2 separate regions of the Homo sapiens genome follow, and region 1 is linked to region 2. Evidence: read pairs that join two places in POLR2A ChIA-PET (ENCODE). Cell type or tissue: Caco-2. All regions are shown on one strand. Links, peaks and the distances in the headings refer to the core of each region. The heading gives the core; the rest is flanking DNA. Region 1 overlaps RAB11FIP4 (RAB11 family interacting protein 4). Region 2 overlaps NF1 (neurofibromin 1).

Region 1 (2,905 bases), core at 107-2,606, 120 kb after region 2:
GTCTTGCTGTGTTGTCCAATCTGGCCTCAAATACCTTGCTGTGTTGTCCAAGCTGGCCTCAAATACCTAGCCACAAGTAACCCTCCTGCTTTGGCCTCTCATAGGCACTGGGATTACAGGCATGAGCCGCCACATCCAACCAACATGTGTGTTCTATATGATACACCACAGTGCTCCTGTGTGTTAGAGACTGTGGGAGCGGACCCAAACAAGAGAAACAGTCTGGCCTCTGCACATATATCTCTGAACAGCAAGGCATACTTTCCGAGGAGAGGGCTGGGGCAGTGGAGTTTCTCTTGGGGCCACAGCTCTAGCTCCTCTCTTAGGTGGCTCTGGCCAGGAGGCCCTCCTGTACCTAATGCTGTCCCATTTGGAAAGTCCCCAGCAGTTCTGGGAGCTCCAGCGGCTGCTTTGCCTCAGAGACAAGCCCTGGTAAACATAGGGGCCGCTGCGAATTTACTGGCAGGAGAGACTGAGAAGGAAGTTGACAGCCAAGAGGCAGAGAAGTGGGCAAAGCTGGTGCGTGTGTGCATGTGTGTGTGTGCATGTGTGGGTGTGGGTGGGTGTGTAGGGTGGTGCAGGACCAAAGCACCCAGATGCCCCACTGGTCCTGCCCGTACCAAAGTGCCGTTGCCACTTTGTTGGCCAGTGAAGACTCAGGGAAGGCAAAGGTGGCTTTGAGCCAGACAGGAAGATAAATCTCTCCCCTCACTCAAGTTATATAGTGCAACAGCAGGTCAAAGGGCAACCACATTTGCAATATTTGCCGCTTTACATTCATCTCATTTTTGTCTTTTTAAAGTCCAGGGCATGGTTAAGAGTGATGGGGGGATGGGGAGTACATTTTTAAACATTTAATTTTTTGTAGAGACGAGATGTCGCTATGTTGCCCAGGCTGGTCTCAAACTCCTGGCCTCAAAGATCCTCCGCCTCGGCCACTTTGTCTGAGCCACTGTGCCCGGCCTGAGGACACATGTTTGACATAAATAGTATTTACTAGCATTCAACAGGAAGGGTCCTCTCCTTTTTTTTTTTGGTTCTTTAGTTCTCGTTGCCGCTTGGTTCTTTGTGTTCCTGGGCTGGTTATGGAGATGGTTCCGACTTCACATGAAAAGGCTGGAAAAGTTGTGGGTAGGACTCTGGATGAAAGTCAGCCTAGGCGCCCCCGGACTCATTAGGGGGTGGAGGCGGCGGCGGACCGTGTGGGGCGGGGTGCGCAGTGTGAGCCGGGGAGCGCCGGCCGGAATCTCACAGTGCGGTGACAAAAAACCGTGAGGGTGGCGCAGAACGGGCAAGAGACTACAGCGCCTACCTGGCAGGGGCGCGAGCTCACACGCCGACTCCTGGAGTCCCAGCCAGGGCTGCCCTGAGCTGGGCGCGCCCAGGCGAGCTCCACCTCCGGAGGCGGGGCCGGCCGCGCGGCCATTGGTCGGCGCCCTGGAGCCACCTGCCCCTACCTTGGGGGCGGGGTTACCTGGGCCCCGCCCCGCGGCTCGGGTTCCGGGGCCGCGTCCCTGTCCTCCGCCCCCGCCCCCGCCCCGCCCCGGCGCGAGGCCCCGCCCCCGAGTCCCGGGGCCCAGGCGCCTCGTGATGTCACCGCAGCTTGATACAAAGAGCCCTTCGGCCCACGCGGGTCTCCCGGCAACGGGCGGGGGCGGGGCCGCGCCTTCCACTGGTGCCCAGAAGTGCGAGCGGCAGCGGCGCGGCCGCGATTGTTCCTGCGCTTCGGGGCTGCCCGCCGCGTCCCCGCGCGCCGCCGACCCGCGCCCGCTGGCTTCCGCGCCTCTGCCGGGGAGCGGCCCGCGGATGCGCACCCCGCCAGCTCTCGGGAGCCAGGTAAGCGGCGGCCCCGGGGCTGGCGCTCGCAGGGCTCCGGCGGCGCGCACCTGGCTCGGCCCGGCCCGCGGCCCCGGGAAGTTGGCGGAGAGCGGACTTGGCCTGGGAGGTCGTGTTACCTGAGCCATCTCGTTCGGCCGCGAGTAGAAGCCGCTGCCAGGTGCGCGGGTGGCGGCTCCTTCCCCAGCGCAGTTCCAGGAAGTGCTTTTAGTGGACTAGGAAGGGGGCTCGTCTGCTGGGGCGCCTCCCTGGGGACCCGACGGCGGGCCCCACCTCCGGCCGCAGCGCCCCTGCCCTCCTGCCCTTGCGGGATCGGCGTGGTACCCAGCGCCGTACCCTTGGGCCGGGTCCCCGAGGGGGCTGAGCGCCGCGAAGTTTTTCTGTAGCTCTTGGCGGCTGCACAGAGCCTGTTTCCTGGCTTCCCCCGTCCCTCTGGGATGGTGGAGGTGGGGAGTCCTCGGGGCCAGCCCAGGTCGTGGTGTGGGGCCGGGGCCCTGCCTCTCCCCAGCCGAGAAGCTGCAGTGGTGGGAGGTGTGTTGTGGCCCTTGAGGCGGCCGGTCTGGCCCGGTGGTGGGAGCTGTTGGCACAGCCGCTTCTCTGTGCGGGCGACAAGTGTCTCCAAGGTCCTGGCGGCGCAGTCTCTGGAGAGCGTGTCTGTGCTGTGGGGAACTGGGTTCCGACACAGCCCCGCACCCTACTCCTCGCCCATGCAAACTCTCCAGTGCCTTCTCTTTCCCTTTTCCCTCACCCTGCTCTCCCACAGAGGGCTGGAAATGACACCTCACTCGCCCCGAGGGCCATGCCAGTTTTCCTTGACTGACCGATTTTCTCAAAGCAATGTGAGAGGTCTGGGTCCTGTCTCTGCACTTAGCCTCCACCAGGTCTTGGAGTGGCAGCACCCTGGGCTGGTTCCTGGTGATCCACCAAACTTCTGCCCTGCCCTGCCAGAGCAGGAGGCAGGTGGCATTGGCTTGGGCTTCTGGGACGCTGAAAAGCAATGGGGCAGGCACATTCCTTAGAACATCCCCAGGTCCTGGCCCAGCTGAAAGGTGGTTACAGTGGTTGCTGG
Region 2 (2,905 bases), core at 307-2,806:
AAAAAAAAAAAAAAAAAGAAGGAAAGAAAGAAAATGAATTAATAGGATCCATTTCCAAAGCATTAAAATTTAATATATACTTTATCAGGGTCTTCTGATATTCTTCAGAGGAGAATTGTTGTAAGTTAATTCAATAAACATTTGAATACCTGTTTTGTAGGTGTATGTTAAGTATGTATTAGAATCCTTGATCACCAGAGACTTGACGGTTTTTGCCTTGAAAGTTATTTCCTTCCGATCCATGTTGTTTAACAAATTCTAAGTGTGCACTATTTTTTTTATTTTAAATACAAGATTAATACTATAGTGCACTGTAGAAAATACCAAAATTCCAGATATTTATCCTACATATATGTATTGTTTACTATATGCAAGGGGCTCTTAGACCCCAGGGGAGCAGAGGGGCTGCCAGGGCATGATACCTGCCTTCAATATATTTCAGATCAGAACGGGCAGTAGAATGTACATAGATAACTATTTTGACCTCTATTGTGATACCTGTCATGTTGTACCTTGTACTATATAGTATTCTGATAGTTCAAAGGGACATTTGTGTGGAAGGATCATGTAATAATTATGGCAAAAGTTTTATAACACATTTTTCACCTCAAAAATGTTTTTAAACAAAACAAGTAAATTCGTGATCTATTTAATTTTTTTTTTTTTTTTTTTGAGATGGAGTCTTGCTCTGTCACCCAGGCTGGAGTGCAGTGGCACGATCTCAGCTCACTGCAACCTCCGCCTCCCAGGTTCAAGCAATTCTCCTGCTTCACCCTGCTGAGTAGCTGGCACTACAGGCACCCACTACCATGCCTGGCTAATTTTTGTATTTTTAGTGGAGACAGGGTTTCACCATATTGGCCATGCTGGTCTCGAACTCCTGACCTTGTGATCCTCCCACCTCCACCTCCCAAAGTGCTGGGAATTACAGGCATGAGCCACCGCACCTGGCCTAAAATTTTTTTTTACTAGGAAAAAGGCTTTAACTTTTTTTTGTTTGATCAGCTCATTTTACTGTTAGTATTGGTGCGTGAATTTTTTAGAACAAAGACATACTTAGTTCATCGTTACTTTAGACTCCCTTCTTCCATTTTTATTTCTGGCCTTGGTCCAAGCCTACCAGTCATTCTCTCACTTTGCTTCTGTAATGTAGACCTTCTTCCTGAGAAGCTGGCTAGATCAGGTAGTGATCATAACATTCCTAAACCAATAGTGCTGATAGCTCTGTGTACGGAGGGATATTTCATCTAAACCATTGCTCTAAACTTAGACTTGGCTCTGAGTCAGTAATACTTCTGTTTACTAGGTTTGAAATATCTCCCTCTTAGCTGGGCACAGTGGCACATGCTTGTGGTCCCAGCTACTAGGGAGGCTGAGGTGGGAGGATTGCTTGAGCCCAAGAGTTCAAGTCTGGCCTGGGCAACATCATGAGACCCTCGTCTTTTAAAAGAAGGAAAAGAAATATCTCCCTTTTAGAAGAAACCTAGAAGTCTCTATTTTGAGGCCACTTAAGATCTCTGAAATGATTTTAATGTTTTAGAGAATTGTTTATGGTATTACCTGACCTTTTTTTCTTGATTTGTTTTCTTTTTCTTTGTTATTATCCTATGTTTAAGGGAGAAAAATAATTTTAAATTGAGCGATTTCTTGGTATAATTCTTGCTAATTTTTAAATCTAATTTTTAGCTTAATTCTTAATTTAAACTAAAATTCTTAATTTTAATATAAGTGGTAAAAAAATACATCTACAAAGTTGTAAGTTCTCTCATTTATTTACCAACTGTAATATTTAGGAAATTAATGGTCAGAATTCAATAATTAAAACCAGATTCCTTCTGAAAACCAAGGAACATTATAATTATCTAGTATCTAATTGTATTTCACCCTTTTTTAAATCTTATGAACATCACTTACTTGCTTTTTTTTCTTCCATTCTTTGTAAAGCTTCTCTGCCTTGCTCTAAATCAGCAGTTTTCATGCAGCTGTTCCCTCATCAAGGTACTCTTTATTTTCATCATCTTTGCACGAAAATACTGCTTACCCCACACTCATCCTGGGCACATAGCATGAGACTTTACTCACCGGTCCCTGTAAGCTCAGTCTGCCTTAGGCACTTTAGGAACTTGTAAAGCCACCACTTTATAAGGTCTTGGTACTTAACAGGAATTGCACGGCCAGTGTGTGGCCTGTCTTGTTTAAGGAGCTGCTAATACCCACCCAGAACAATGAAGATGCAATCCCATACCTGGACTAACAAAGGCAGGTTAATAAGAAACTCAAGAGAGAGTTAATAGAGAAAGAGCAGAATACGTGGTTTGATGAAGTTTTTTTAGCTTAGAAAATAACTTGTTTTCCCCAAATAGAAAGCCAACCCCAGTGTTTCCTCAGAAATTAAAGCTGGCTGTCTATTCAATCACCTGTGGTTAAAAAAAGGAATATGGCCAGGTGCGATGGCTCACGCCTATAATCACAGCACTTTGGGAGGCCAAGGTGGGCGGATCACTTGAGTCCAGGAGTTGAAAACCAGCCTGGGTAACGTGGCAAAACCCTCTTTCTACAAAAAATACAAAAAGCTATTCACAGGACTGAGGTGGGGAGGTTGAGGCTTTGGTGAGCTGAGATCGCACCACCGCACTCCAGCCTGAGTGACAGAGCAATACTCTGTCTCACAAAAAAATTAAAAAAAAAAAATATATGGTCATTAGTTAGCTATAAGGACTAAGATGAAAAAATTTGACACATTTATGTCTAATTTATAAAAGATGCCTTTTCTTTTATTCACCTGTAATTAATATACAAAAAGATTACACCTAAACAGAAAAAGAAGTGCTAGCAGTTGGTGAACGTCATTTTTAAAAATTCTTTTTTCTTTTTGAGACGGAGTCTCTCTCTGTTGCCCAGGCTG

What was found. ChIA-PET counts read pairs that join two places held together with the same protein. Peaks named below come from ENCODE experiments on the same cell type or tissue, not always from the same donor. Only the 100,000 strongest peaks of a DNase experiment are listed, where the experiment ranks them.
Region 1: POLR2A ChIA-PET joins it to region 2 with 5 read pairs; 2 of 35 experiments call an interaction of 5 or more read pairs at or near these places.

Annotation. Positions count from the first base shown.
Region 1 is chr17:31,486,437-31,489,341 of GRCh38, forward strand. All of the region lies in intron 3 of RAB11FIP4 (RAB11 family interacting protein 4), which reads left to right. Among named protein-coding and RNA genes, the nearest start is that of MIR4724, 47 kb to the right of the region's middle. RefSeq lists silencers at 1,204-1,943, 2,034-2,083 and an enhancer at 2,504-2,573. In Caco-2, for the core only: no CTCF peak of the experiment used is centred there; DNase peaks (open chromatin) are centred at 1,425 and 1,982; H3K4me3 peaks cover 1,714 bases.
Region 2 is chr17:31,365,281-31,368,185 of GRCh38, forward strand. The region is part of intron 57 of NF1 (neurofibromin 1); the gene reads left to right. Among named protein-coding and RNA genes, the nearest start is that of RAB11FIP4, 25 kb to the right of the region's middle. In Caco-2, for the core only: no CTCF peak of the experiment used is centred there; no DNase peak of the experiment used is centred there.